Linked DNA regions of Homo sapiens: region 2 is linked to region 1. The links are chromatin contacts, found by Hi-C or POLR2A ChIA-PET in ENCODE. All regions are on one chromosome and are shown on one strand. The core of a region is the stretch at or near the end of the contact, and the rest is flanking DNA. Distances in the headings are between cores, read along the strand shown.

Region 1 (6,909 bases), core at 1-2,500:
TTAACATGGCTGTTTCAATTTAACAGAAACAACTTCAAGTTTTATATTACACGCCCTACCAAAGAATCTTTGATTTTTGCCCTGGCGTTTCCCAAGATGTTAGCATGGCTTTGAAAACAGGGCTGTTTAACTGCTGCTGCAGAAGAGATGGCCAGGGGAGCACAGCAGATTGGGGAGGGAGGAGGGAGAGAATGGAGGAGAGGAGGGAAATTGGCCTCCCCCAAGTTACTATTTTTAAAGTTTGCTTGCCTACTGAATAGCTCAATTTACAAATCCTACTGGATATGGTTTTGTGCTTCCCCGTTTTTGTTTCCTGTTGAAAGTGTGATGGATGCCTTGGTGGAAGACCAGCCCCGCATCCTGCTGTTTTGCCTGTGCCTCTTTACTTACGAAGGCTGGGCCCTTCTCTCCCCTTGAGAGGGGAGACCCACGTTGTCGAAGGCATCTCCAGGGAGATAGCCAGTCCCGGAATTTCTTAGGAGGTGGGACCTCAAATCCCAATTAGAAACACTCCAGGAAACATACATCTTTATTTGTTAAACAAGTAGTGTTGTGTGAGCCTTGGTGAAGACGCTCAGTCGTTTTAAATAAGTGAAGTAAACATTCCCTTCCAGGGGAGCGCCCTCCCTAGGCGCTGTCACTTTGAAGCTCAGTTTTAAGGTTTTCAGTTGGAACATGCAGTGTTCTTTTTTCCTTGGCTTGGGTTCTAGAGAATGTTGTTTCCTCATTTGGTAATTGGAGAGTTAATAGGGTTCTTTGTGATGCTACCGTGGAAGAGAGACTGTTTTATTCCATTCAGGGACTATAATTACAGGGCGCCCATCGGCATGGTTAAAGTTAAGGTTGTTTCAGCTTTTCCAATGTAAACTCATATTTCAGGGGTTTATAACTAGCTATAAAAATTTGCTTCTAGCTACAGACCTGGCATATTCAGTGTCAGCCTAGGAATAACCTTTACGTTTTAAAAAGTATTTTTAAAAGGATAATTAAAAAATTCTGTTTAGCTGTTTATAACTGTTGTTACAAGGATTCAAGGAAATAAAAATAGCTTTTTCTTTTTTTAGCAAAAACCTGTGACCCATATTTTTTTAATGTGGACAAAGTTATTAGATTTTTTTTTTTATGTCTTCAAAGGAAAATACGGTGAAATCTGTGTCAAAGCTATTTTAAAAGGGTATTGTTTCAGTTTTCCTTGTGGCAGCGGGCAGGGCACCAGAACATGCCCTCCTTGTTCTCCGAAGACATGAGCCTCCCATAGGACTGCTGGCAAAGCTGTTTCGTCCGCGGGCTTCAAGTTCATTGTGACAGAACTCCTGGCCAAGGAGTGCACAGCAGCCTCTTGGCAGATGGAAGAAACATGACCAACCATCGTGAGGCCATGGCCACTCTCCTCTTCCCCGCAGCCCTGTCCCTCTGGCCCTACATGTTGGGACACAGTGAGCAGCACAGGTACAGAGCTATAATAGAGACCCACTGGGGGGACCACAGAGCCTCTTCGTTCCCTTTTCCTGATCCACATGGTGGGGAAGGGGAGGAGGGAGTTTGCCTCTCTAGGAATCTCTCTTCAGCTCGGTGGCATTTGTTGCAGTAAGTAGCTTTAGGTGGGTCTGTTTTTGTACATGCTGACAGATGGGTGTGACACATTGCACAGGTGATTCAAAAGTTCTCCAATAAAACTTTCTTTAAAACTTCATGCTAGACAGATTTACCTTTAGCAATTCTTTTTCTAGCAGCTAGGGTCTTGATTGATGTCATGTGATAATAATGATGGTGGTGGTGGTGGTGGTTGTAATGTGGGGAAGGAGAAGAGGTATTGGTCATGGTGATGGAGCTGATGATATTAGTGGAGGTGGTGATGGCCACAAGGGTAGTGGTGGCAGTACAGTGGAAGTGGGGGAGGTGACAGTGGTGATGAGTGGTCATGGCAACAGTTGGGGCTATAGATTTCTGCCTGCCTGCCTGAGCTGTTTGCACAAGTCATTGTTCATCTTTGCAGAAAGCAGCAGCTTAGGGAATCTGCCATTGTCCCTTCCCTCTACATAACATGCCCCAGTGGAACTTGCAACTGGCTTTTGGTAGATCTTGTCTACCAATGCATGATAAAATTTGGTTTGTGGAAGAGATGGATACATGCCCCCTTTTCAGAAGCTGGTCTCCATTTTAGAGCCAGAGAACAGCTTCTCTTCTTTTCTGTGGCTTCTCGTTTAGGAGCAAAGAACACGGTGAGCTGGAGCTCTGGAACCCCAGAGTCATTAGTAGAGAGATGGTGGTATTTCTACCAAAATTGAAGTGCTTAACCACATTCTAGGAACCATGCCCTGTGATTTACACATATTAAATCAGTAAATCTTTTTAACAACTCTGTAAAGTAAGTTTTTATCTTGACTTTACAGATGAGGAAAGTGAGGCTTGGGTCATAGGATTTGAAAATCTTGGTCTTTGAGCCTCAAACCCTTTACATTTTCGTCCACTGAAGCCACCAGATAGTTTCTTAGAACATTCTAAAATGTTTGTTGTCTTGGGTGAGTGTATGGGAAGAAATTCATAAGAGAATGTTCCATATTTGGTTTCTTCTCTAACTTATCATGAGGACATAGACTGTCTTTTCTTCCTACACATTTCCTTACACTGATAGTGTACTAAGATGACCCTTTTAAAATTTATATGGGAACTGTTTAGAGGCTCCTACCGCATGTTTTCAGGGCTGGAACTGTGGAGTGATCTTTTCCTGACCTGACTGGTCTTTGTCCAAATAGGACATTGAGCAAGCCAGAAACCAGGCCCCAGCAGAAAAAAGCAAATAGAGATAAATAGTTATCCTCGTCCCAGTGGGATCCCTAGGCTTTCAAGATCAAAGGCCTACTTTGTGTGTGCCTGTTCATAAGCCAGAGAGAGGGGTACAGAAGTAGGCAGGCTGTAGTGTAGACTCTGGTGCCCAGGCTGTTTAACTCTCAGATTCTCTAGTGATATTATTTAAAAAGATTCCCATTTATAAAAATCAGAAATATAACTTGCATTTCCCGGACACAGAATAAGAACAAGGGAGAGAACCAGATGAGAACAGAGAAAAAAAGAAGAGGAGAAGTAATGGCAAAGAAAGGACCAGAGGCAGAAGGCGAGGGAAGCAGGGAGGAGGAGCAGTGGTTGTGGTCAGCACGGGGAATATTTTTATAGGAGGCGTGGAGGAGAATGCTGCGATAGATGTTTATTTCTCCCACCCTGTGGGCTGGCTTCATTTTCTTGATAGTGTCCTCTGACGCACAGAAGTCTTTATATTTGATGAAGCCCAATTTATCTACTTTGTTCTTTAGTTTCTTGTGCTTTTGGTGTCATATTTAAGAATTCATTGCCTATTCCAAAGTCACAAAGATTTCTCCCTGTGTTTTCTGCTAAGAGTGATTTATTTATTATGATTTTAGCTCTTATATTTAGGTCTTTGATCCATTTTAAGTTGATTTTTGTGTAAGGTGTGAGGAGGGGTGTTTTGCCTGTGGATATCTACTTATCCCAGATTTTTATTATTTAATTCATCAAATGTATATTATGTACATATTAAATGCCAGACATTGTGCTGGACGCCAGGGATAGAATAGTCACCAAAACAGTCATCAGTGTCATAGTGTCTCAGGACCTGGGGGCAAAGACAGCATTTCAAGAAATTTGAGAAGGTAGACTTTTGGAGGAATTCAGCTCTTGAGCAGAGTTTTTCAAAAAGTGTAATATGAGGAAAACTGCATAGAATTACCTGGATTGCCTGTTAAAAAAGCAAACAGACCAATTATACACATATACACACACAATATATATATATACACACACACAATATATATATATAAATCACATACTTTAGTTATATAATAAACACATTATTTATATATATTTCTTATTATATGTATTTCTTACATAATTTCTCACATCTTATTTGTATTTCTTCTTACTGTTTTTTTTTTTGAGATGGAGGCTTGCTCTGTTGTCCAGGCTGGAGTGCAGTGGCCCAATCTCGACTCACTGCAACCTCTGCCTCCCGGGTTCAGGTGATTCTCCTGCCTCAGCCTCCCAAGTAGCTGGGATTACAGGCGCGGGGCACCACACCTGGCTAATTTTTGTATTTTTATTAGAGGCGGGGTTTCACCATGTTGGCCAGGCTAGTCTCGAACTCCTGACCTCAAGTGATCTGCCCGCCTTGGCCTCCCAAAGTGCTGGAATTACAGGCATGAGCCACTGTGCCTGGCCACTAAGTTTCAAGATATAAACCAGTTTACACACACACACACACACGCACACGCACACACACACATAATTACATATAATAAATACATATAAAAAAGCTAGCTAGGCCTGTTTATTATTTCCTCTTAGATGATTATCAAATACCTATTTATTTTCAATGTGGAAAAATTTCAGGCCTTTTCTGTGGCCTTAAAAGTTTGAGATCCAAAGAAGTGAAGCCATTGTCTAACCACATACCCAACTGCAGTTGTGGAAGTCATTCTTCCAAAAGCATCTTGACAAAGAAATGTTTTGATGGGAAACATGATATATCTCTGGAAAGAGAAGTAAGAAACTTTTCTCCCTTTCTTAAGTTGGATGTACTTCACAAAACAAACAGGCCACGCCCATGATGCCAGGGTACGGGGCAGTTTCCCTCAGCAGCTGGCTGCAGCTGCTTTTTCTACCGAAATTCTCTGTTTCATAAAAGCTCCCACAAAACACCCTTGTGAGTCCCCTCCACTCACCCTGGCCACATGTCAGATATGTTCACCCTGGCCACATGTCAGATATGTTAACCCTGGGGAGAATCCAATACCCCATTACACCTATATTTCCTTTGCCATTCACTCCCTGAATAGGGAGGGAACAAATGCCTTGACTCTAGCTCTCTTGGCATTTGGAGCAATTGGTGGTTTAGTTACCATCTGACGTCATGACTACAGGTGGCCCAAGGGAGTTCTGTGAAGGAGAAACACAATGACATATTCACACCTATCTCTGTGCTTTGCCTGCATGATCTAAGGGTTCATGTGTGTGAAAGAACAAAATTAGGAGAGTGACTGCATGAACTACATCAGGTGTTTAATTTTTATTATTTATTTATTTATGTATTTATTCAACTTTTAAGTTCTAGGGTACATGTGCAGGATGTGCAGGTTTGTTACATAGGTAAACGTGTGCCATGGTGGTTTACTGCACAGATCAACCCATCACCTAGGTATTAAGCCCAGCATGCATTAACTATTCTCCCTGATGCTCTCCCTCTCCCTGCTCCCCGTGACAGACTCCAGTGTGTGTGGTTTCCCCACCATGTGTCCATATCTTCTCATCATTCAACTTTCACTTATAAGTGAGAACATGTGGTGTTTGGTTTTCTGTTCCTGTGTTGGTTTGCTGATGATAATGGCTTCCAGCTCCATCCATGTCCCTGCAAAGGACATGATCTTGTTTATTTTATGCCTGCATAGTATTCCATGGTGTATATGTACCACATTTTCTTTATCCAGCTTATCTTTCATGGACATCTGGGTTGATTTCATGTCTTTGCTATTGTGAATAGTGCTGCAATGAACATACACATGCATGTATCTTTATAATAAAATGATTTATATTCCTTTGGGTATATACCCTGTAATGGTATTGCTTACATCCTATTTGGGTCGAATGGTATTTCTGCTTCTGGATCTTTGAGGAATGGCCACACTGTCTTCCACGATGGTTGAAATAATTTACACTCTCACCAAGTGTAAAAGCATTCTTTTTTTCTTTGCAACCTTGCCAGCATCTGTTGTTTCTTGACTTTTCAATAATTGCCATTTTGACTGGTATGAGATGGTATCTTGTTGTGGTTTTGATTTGCATTTCTCTAATGACCAGTGATGTTGAGCTTTTTTTCATGTTTGTTGGCTGCACAGATGTCCTCTCTTGAGAAGTGTCTGTTCATGTCCTTCACCCACTTTTTAATGGGGTTGTTTATTTTTTTCTTGTAAATTTGTTTAAGTTCCTTGTAGATTCTGGATATTAGACCTTTGTCAGATGGATAGATTGCAAAATTTTTTTCCCATTCTTTACGTTGTGTGTTTACTCTGTTGATAGTTTATTTTTCTGTACAGAAGCTCCTTAGTTTAATTAGATCCCGTATATCAGTTTTTGCTTTTGTTGCAATTGCTTTTGGCATTTTTGTCATGAAATCTTTGCCTGTGCCTGTGCCCTGAATGGTATTGCCTTGATTTTCTTCTAGGATTTTTATAGTTTTGGGTTTTACATTTAAGTCTTTAACCCATCTTATGTTAATTTTTTTATAAGATGTTAAGGAAGGGGTTCCAGTTTCAATTTTCTGCATATGGGTAGCCAGTTCTCCCAGCACCATTTATTAAATAGGGAATCCTTTCCCCATTGCTTGTTTTTGTCAGGTTTGCCAAAGGTCAAATGGTTGTAGGTGTGTGGTCTTATTTCCGAGTTATCTGTTCTGTTCTATTGGTCTGTGTGTCTGTTTTTGTACAAGTACCATGCTGTTTTGGTTACTGTAGCCTTGTAGTGTAGTTTGAAGTTGGGTAGTGGGATGCTCCCAGCTTTCTTCCTTTTGCTTAGGATTGTCTTGGCTATATAGGCTCTTTTTTGGTTTCATATGAATTTTAAAATAGTTATTTCTAATTCTGTGAAGAATGTCAGTGGTAGTTGAATGAAAACAGCATTGAATCTATAAATTACTTTGGTCAGTATGGCCATCTTCACAATATTGATTCTTCCTATCCATGATCATGGAATGTTTTTCCATTTGTTTGTGTCTTCTCTGATTTCCTTGAGCAGGGTTTTGTAGTTCTTCTTGAATGAACTCTTATTCCCAAGTGCTACAAAGAGAAAAAATACCTGGAAATACAGCTAACAAGGGAAGTGAAGGATTTCCTCAAGGAGAAC
Region 2 (6,713 bases), core at 3,971-6,470, 180 kb after region 1:
TGTATAGTATTATATCTGCGTAGTATTATATATTTTGACAGTTCTTTTCATAGAATTTTATAAGTAGAGTTATAAGTTAAGAACAGTCATACATCCTTAACTCCTGTACTTTACTTCTAAACGTTGTTAATGGAGATAAATCTTAGAACCATAAGATTTTCCCAGATCCTCCCTTCTCCCATCCAAAGAGAAAAAGGAAATTAAAAAAAAACAAAAAACCCCAAAAAACCCAGAATACTTTATTGAGTTATCCTCTTCCCTGTCCAAAATGGAGTGAAGGCAGCTTCCAAAACAGATAAATATAACATGATAGAAATAAAACAAGAAAAATGAAGCAACATGAAAATAATGGTAGAAAAAAAAGGATGGGGCCAGGAATTAAATTAGCACATAATATGCACACCCTGAAGTTCCTATGCCTGGTTAAACAGGGTCACAGAACTCCAAGCTTTCTAGAAGAGGGAAAAGGGATAAATTGCAATATTCAAGAAGTAAAAACAAAAAAGCTGCCTAAGTCCGACTATTCCTGATGCTGATACCAGGAAGAAGATTGTCCTATGGCTCCTCACAGAAAATTACTATCTAATGGAATAAACAACCCTCTAAATCCATCCTTCCGGTAAACATTGTGATGGATTTTATGGGGCTGTTTCTTATAATGCACCTCAATAAATGTTGATGGCTTCTTACCAGAACTTAATGCGATAACAGGACTTTCACAGAGTGCCCATAAGACCAAGTCCAGGGCCAGCTTTAAAAGTGGTCTGGCTTATTCCAAGAAGGGATTTTAGAGTATCCAGACTACAAGTTTAGGTACAGAAGAATCTGTGAACATCCTGACAATTGGGGTGTGTGTGTGTGTGTGCATGCATGTGTGTGTGCTGTAGGTGTATTTTTTTCTAAGGAGCTGATAGCACCATTAGCCTTCATTAGAATCTCAGAGGGGGTCAAGAAATGGAAGAACTAAGCATTGTACATGTTCCCTCAGTTGATCTCTGTAAACGTTTTTAGCAGCAGTGAGCTCAGGTTATGGTTACTGAGAGAAAGAAGGTCTGTTAGCTGGTTCACTGCAGAACCATAGCCTCAGCAATCCACTACGCCAAGCATGAAACTGACTTCCTTTTTTGAAAATTATGCTTTGTAAGGACTTCCACTAAGAGGTCCGTTTGGCAGGGCCAAAATCCTCCTAAAAAAAAACAATGACAACAACAACTAGGTGTTTATTTAAGAGAGAGACAAAATGGGCAAATAAAAATAATACAAATAACAGGTAAAAACAAACCAGCTGATCAAGTCCAACTATTCCTGATGCTGACGCCAGGGAGAAGACTGTCCTGTGGCTCCTCATAGAAAATTACTATCTAATGTAATAAACAACCCTCTAAACATCCTTTATGTAGCATCTTTTATATTTTTTGGATTAATTTATAATTTTTCTAAAATCATCCAAAAATATTACATAAAGGATGTTACATTTAAAAATAATAGATGGCCGGTCACGGTGGCTCACGTCTGTAATCTCAGCACTTTGGGAGGCCAAGGTGGGTGGATCACCTGAGATCAGAAGTTTGAGACCAGCCTGGCCAACATGGTGAAACCCTGTCTCTACTAAAAGTATAAAAATTAGCTGGACGTGGTGGCAGGCGCCTGTAATCCCAGCTACTGGGGAGGCTGAGGCAGGAGAATCGCTTGAGCCTGGGAGGCAGAGGTTGCAGTGAGCCAAGATTGCACCATTGCACTCCAGCCTAGGTGACAAGAGCAAGACATTGTCTCAAAATAAATAAATAAATAAACCAAATTTAAAGATATAAATATTTGATAATTTTGCTCCTAATCCCTCTGTTATTTTTGAAACTTAATCCAACCTTGATTTTATTTCTAGACGTGTGTAGATTCCTACTTTTAAATTCACCCTGAACGTATGTTGGCAATAGAACGCTTCTGAAACCAGTGGAAGCTTCTGGAACTCTCGACCTTGTTTGGTATTGAAAGATCTTTCGGTTTCTTTTAGTGGATAGTTTTCCCTCCGCTGTGCCTGAGGGAATGTAATTTGCCATCTGTGGCTGTTTGGGAACATTGAAGAGCCCCTTGCTTGCCCTGTGGCCTTCCTGGTGCCTAGGAAGGCTGGCTCCTCTTCCTTCCTCTGTCCTGTGCCCCCTCCATGAAGTAGAAGCAGGAAGAGAAAACACACCCGTAACAATGTGAAGTTGGTCTCACTGTATTTTTCCAGTGATAGGAGGAATTTCTTCTTTGTCTAAGAAAAGGAAGAAAACTGAAAAAGGCTTTCCCTCCAAAAGTAATCTCCAATCAATCACGAGGTTAAATAATTTTAAAGCAATGGTATTTTCCTCAGCCTCGGACGTTGTCTTCAGCTATTATGAACTGCTTTGACAAAAAAAGTTTCTTAGAACAACTTCCTTTCAAAACATGCGTATCTACTGGATGAGGCATTTTTAAAGATACAATTCAGATAGAAAACATCTGTTTTAAGAGACAGCTTTAAAGTGCTTTTACTACATTCTCAAAGACAGTAATTAGAATACCTGTCCCCCACTATAGAATTCCAGTTTTTAAAAAAGCGGTCTTCCAGTTTCTCTACACCCTACCTTCATTGGCATCAGCCTGTGAAGAAGGGGAGATTCAGGTAGACAACAGGAGAAATGTGTTCAGGCTGGATTGAACACAATAGAAAAGTATTTTTTCCGTGTCATGCAATATGTAAATCTTTCATTCTAGATTAAATTCAGCTTGTAGCACCATGCTGGAATATAATTTTAGTGATTCATATGTGACAGAATTAGGAACCTTTCTCATTTCAATTTTTTAAAATTTATCGTTATTTACTTATTAATATTTTTTTGAGGCAGGATCTCACTCTGTTGCCCAGGCTGGAGTGCAGTGGTGCCATCATGGCTCACCGTAGCCTCTGCCTCCCGGGCTCAAGTGATCCTCCCACCTCACCCTCCCAGATAGCTGGTACCGCAGGCTAACACCACCATGCCTGGCTGATTTTTTTTTTTTTTGTAGAGACAGGGGTCTTGCTATGTTGCCCAGGATGGTGTTGAACTCTTAGGCTCAAGAGATCCTCCCACCCCGGCCTCCCAAAGTGCGGGGATTACAGGTGTGAGCCACCGTGCACAGCCTGTTTATAAAGTTACCCTGGCAATATAACTAATATCCCATGGTCTCCCTTTTGTAAAAATGTAAAATTCTAGCCTCTTTACAAATTAAGCATTTTAGTGGTGAAACAAACAGGAGGTAATTAGAAAGATATTCATTTTAAGACTTCTCCCCCTTGAAATTTTAGGTGTCCTTCATTTGTTCCTTTATCCTTCCATTCACTATATAACATATTTATTGAATTTCTAGTATATGCCAGGCAATGTTTCTGGTGGACTGAACAAAAATCAAGAACAAAAGATACGGGATCTCTTTCTTCTTGGGGCATAAAATCCAGCTGGGGAGAGAGACGTTCAGTACATTTTTAAAAGAGCTATAATAACTGAACATCACAGAGTGAGCCCTAATGTAAATTTGACTTTAGTGAATAATAATGTATCAATATTGGTTCCTCAGTTATAATAAATATACTAATGCAATATGTTAAATATGGGGAAGCTGGTGAGTGGGTACAAATATGGGAACTCTGCTTTCTGCTCAGTTTTTCTATAAACTTAAAACTGCTCTAAGAATCACTCTAAAGGAAATAAACAGAATGTTATTAGAAAGTATAGTGGAGTGACATAATTTGGACTGGGGAGTAAGGAAAGACCTTTCTGCAAAAGCGCTGCTTAAACCCAGAACTAGAGGATAAGTGGGCTACCACGCAAAGAAGAGATGGAAAAGCATTCTCAGTGAAGCAAAGTGGTATCATTTGAATTACCTTTGGACGTACCATTCTGGCTTCTCTGTGGAGGATGGATTCTGGGATGGCAATTGGGAGGAGAGTTGGGGGACAAAGGACAAACGAGACAAGAGGCAATTAGGATGGGTCACAGCTTTTGCTTCCTACTTAGCAAAATCCTAGAAGAGCAGAGTGACAGTAGGCTGTTTCCTTTGTTCAGCTCATGCCGGAAACCGTTAGGTTATCCATGATCTGGGTGCTAGGAAGAAAGGAGACTGTGTCAGTAGCAGAGCAAGACAGGGTTTCCAGGTCTCAGTTTCTAAGATCTTTCCAGTGGTTCAATGGGATTTATAGAATTAAGAATGTGTGTGTGTGTGTGTGTGTGTGCGCGCGCGCGCGCGTGTGTGACTGCAACCAGTTAAAAACTGCAAAGGGAAAAAACTTTTCAAATAACTAGTACCCAGCTGTTAACAACAGCTTTCATATAAGTCTGTAAGATTTAATTTGCAATAGTTGTCTTTATTCCTGTTACTGGACTATTGGAATTTATTTTGGATTTTGTTTCTTCCAAGACTGTATGTTGAAAAACTGTATTTAAGCAGAGCACTGTTTTAGTACATCAATATTGAATGGCTCATATCACAGTTTCTGGGGATCGTGAACTCCCAAGGAAAAAAATTCTAGTGGGTAAAAGGAAGTGCCTGCCAAGATAGATTTCTATTGATTGTGGAACTCTTATTAGCAGCATAAAAGGTTGAAGAGTTTAAAGTTCTCTTTCCCTTTAAAATTAAGCAGCTCAGAATAATCCACTTCACCATTTATAATTATTTACCTGCCTATGTGCAAGATTTCCAAACCATTAACTATTTATATATATTTCCTTTACAGTAAAAAATTGTATATGATGGCTGTACAGTCTATACTAAAAGATATAATAACACATTGAAAAATCTCTAGCAAATGAGCACACATTTCGTAGCACTTAGCTATTATAATAATGACGCAAAATGGTTAACACGTCTATTTATATTGCTCTCTAGATTTCAACTTTTTTGTATTCCTGGAAACAGTAAGAATCCCTCATTTGAGCAGACTTGTTGTTTGTTTTAGGAAATAGACATACATCATCCGTGTAATTTTAAGTAGTCCAGTTATGAATATGGAATGAAGGGATAAATTCCTGATGTCTCCATTAAGCTCCTCTGTGTAAAATACTCCATGGCAAAGTTGCTGCTATTTAAAGTAGTGAGTTTGATCTTGGCTTTGATCTAAACCTTTTGATCTTGAAAGAAGGATGGAGTAGCAATAAAGAGAGGGCAAGACAGATTTTCTTTAAAGAAATGTGATAAAGTTAAAGGGATGGTCAAGACCCAGCAAGCAACAGGACAACCCGACTCTCCGCCCCGGCCCGCCCTCACCGGCAGGCGGGTTCCAGCAACTGCTGATGCGGATGAGAAGGCCTTTGGCGGGTGGAGGAAAATCTTGGGGTATCGCACATTTTTATAAAGTAAGTGTAAACTTTCTCCCTAATTATGAAAACAGATTGACCCCTTCTTTTTAAATTCTACCCAGTGGTTCTGGGGGTCCACGGCAGTCTGAGGGCTGCGGGTCCACACTCGCGGGAGCGCGGGGCTGGGTTTCTCTGCGCCCTGGCCTCGCCCCCCGGGAGGTCACCTGCCGCTGCCCGGAGCCCCGAGGGGCCACTGGGAAACGTCTACTCGAGGGCGTAGAACCCGGTCCCGGAGAAAACTCCACTAGGAAAGTTACTTTCCCTGCGCGAAAGCCACCGGGACCAGGTTTCCGACTCCAGGAGCGCGCTACGCTGGCTACGGGCGGGGTTCCTTCCCCGCCACCGCTCCCTCCAGCCTGCGGCGGGCGGCGCGGGCCCCTCTCGCTGCCGGGAAGCCGCTCGCAGGGCGCGGAGCCGGGGGAGGGGTGGCGGGGGCAAGGTGCGCGGGGGCGCGGGGCGGCCGGAGCCCGGGGAGGGGTGGCGGGGGCAAGGTGCGCGGGGGCGCGGGGCGGCCGGAGCCCGGGAGCGGGAGCACGCCGTTCGTGGGGAGAACAATACAATGCCGGCGCGGGCGGGAGGGCGACCTGCGGGAGGCGGCGCGGCCGCTATACCTTTAAGGCAGGCCCCGCCCCCGCTCGGTGCCCGCCCGCCCGCCCGCGCCGCCGCCCAGGCCCCGCGCCCGCCGCCCGCGCCGCGCCTGAGGTGATGCGGACCCCGGGCGGGCGCAGGGCGCGGGCTCCGGCGCCGCCGCTGCGTCCTCCCCGGCCGCGGGCGAGGTACGGGGCGGGCACGCCGAGTTAGCGGGCGCGGGGCAGGGAGGCCGGGGCCGCTCCCGCGGTAAACTTGACTGTGTCCTCTTCCCCCGCAGCCGCTGCAGAGGGAGCGTCGCGCCGGGGCGGAGTGCGGGCTTGCGCGGCAAGTGCGCGCCGAGGTGAGTGCGGGCGGCGCGGTCCCTGCGCCCCGGTGGCGCCGGCGCGAGACCGCGGCTGGCGAGAGGCCCTGGCTCTGCGCTGCGGCGCGCGGGTGCGGGGACTACCCGCCAGGCTCCGGCTCGGGCGCGGGGAGCGGCCGTGACGAAGGTCGCGGCCCCTGCGGTGAGGCGCCCGGCGAGTTCCGCGGGCGGGCGCGGGTGGCCTCCCGAGGTGCGGGGAAGACCAGGTCGCGAGGCCGGGGGTCTCTGCTTTCTCGCGCTGGGGGATGGCCGTCAGGACCCTGTCGCCTTCTTTGAAATGCTGTGGTTTTTGAACCTCAGGTCACGAAATGGATTGGAGTGAACCGGAGACCCCGAAAACGGAAGCGCAGGGAGAAGGAAGAGGTGTTTGAAAAGGTAGGGGTTCCCGAGACGGTACTCGGTGCAGG

Evidence for each region. A loop is a pair of places that touch in the nucleus more often than their neighbours do. ChIA-PET counts read pairs that join two places held with the same protein, here RNA polymerase II (POLR2A). Pooled maps may share reads with other maps.
Region 2: a pooled map shows a loop between it and region 1 (2.1-fold over the local background). The contact joins two enhancer-like sites. A Hi-C loop is called at or near these places in 1 of 168 maps with a recorded cell type or tissue (prostate gland) and 6 of 50 pooled maps. POLR2A ChIA-PET finds 5 or more read pairs at or near these places in 4 of 52 experiments (A549, Caco-2, HEK293 and 1 more).

The regions. Positions count from the first base shown.
Region 1 is chr9:94,824,936-94,831,844 of GRCh38, forward strand. The region is part of intron 5 of AOPEP (aminopeptidase O (putative)); the gene reads left to right. Among named protein-coding and RNA genes, the nearest start is that of MIR2278, 18 kb to the left of the region's middle. RefSeq lists an enhancer at 244-917. Within about 2 kb of position 1,251, at least 12 of the 41 ENCODE cell types and tissues checked have a DNase peak (open chromatin) inside an H3K27ac peak, as active enhancers do; they include prostate gland, where a contact is called at or near this core.
Region 2 is chr9:94,998,936-95,005,648 of GRCh38, forward strand. It overlaps AOPEP (aminopeptidase O (putative)), which reads left to right. Exons shown (of 17, transcript NM_001193329.3): 12 at 6,223-6,285; 13 at 6,607-6,681. Among named protein-coding and RNA genes, the nearest start is that of AOPEP-AS1, 57 kb to the left of the region's middle. RefSeq lists silencers at 5,576-5,825, 5,836-6,025, 6,116-6,405. Within about 2 kb of position 5,221, at least 29 of the 41 ENCODE cell types and tissues checked have a DNase peak (open chromatin) inside an H3K27ac peak, as active enhancers do; they include prostate gland, where a contact is called at or near this core.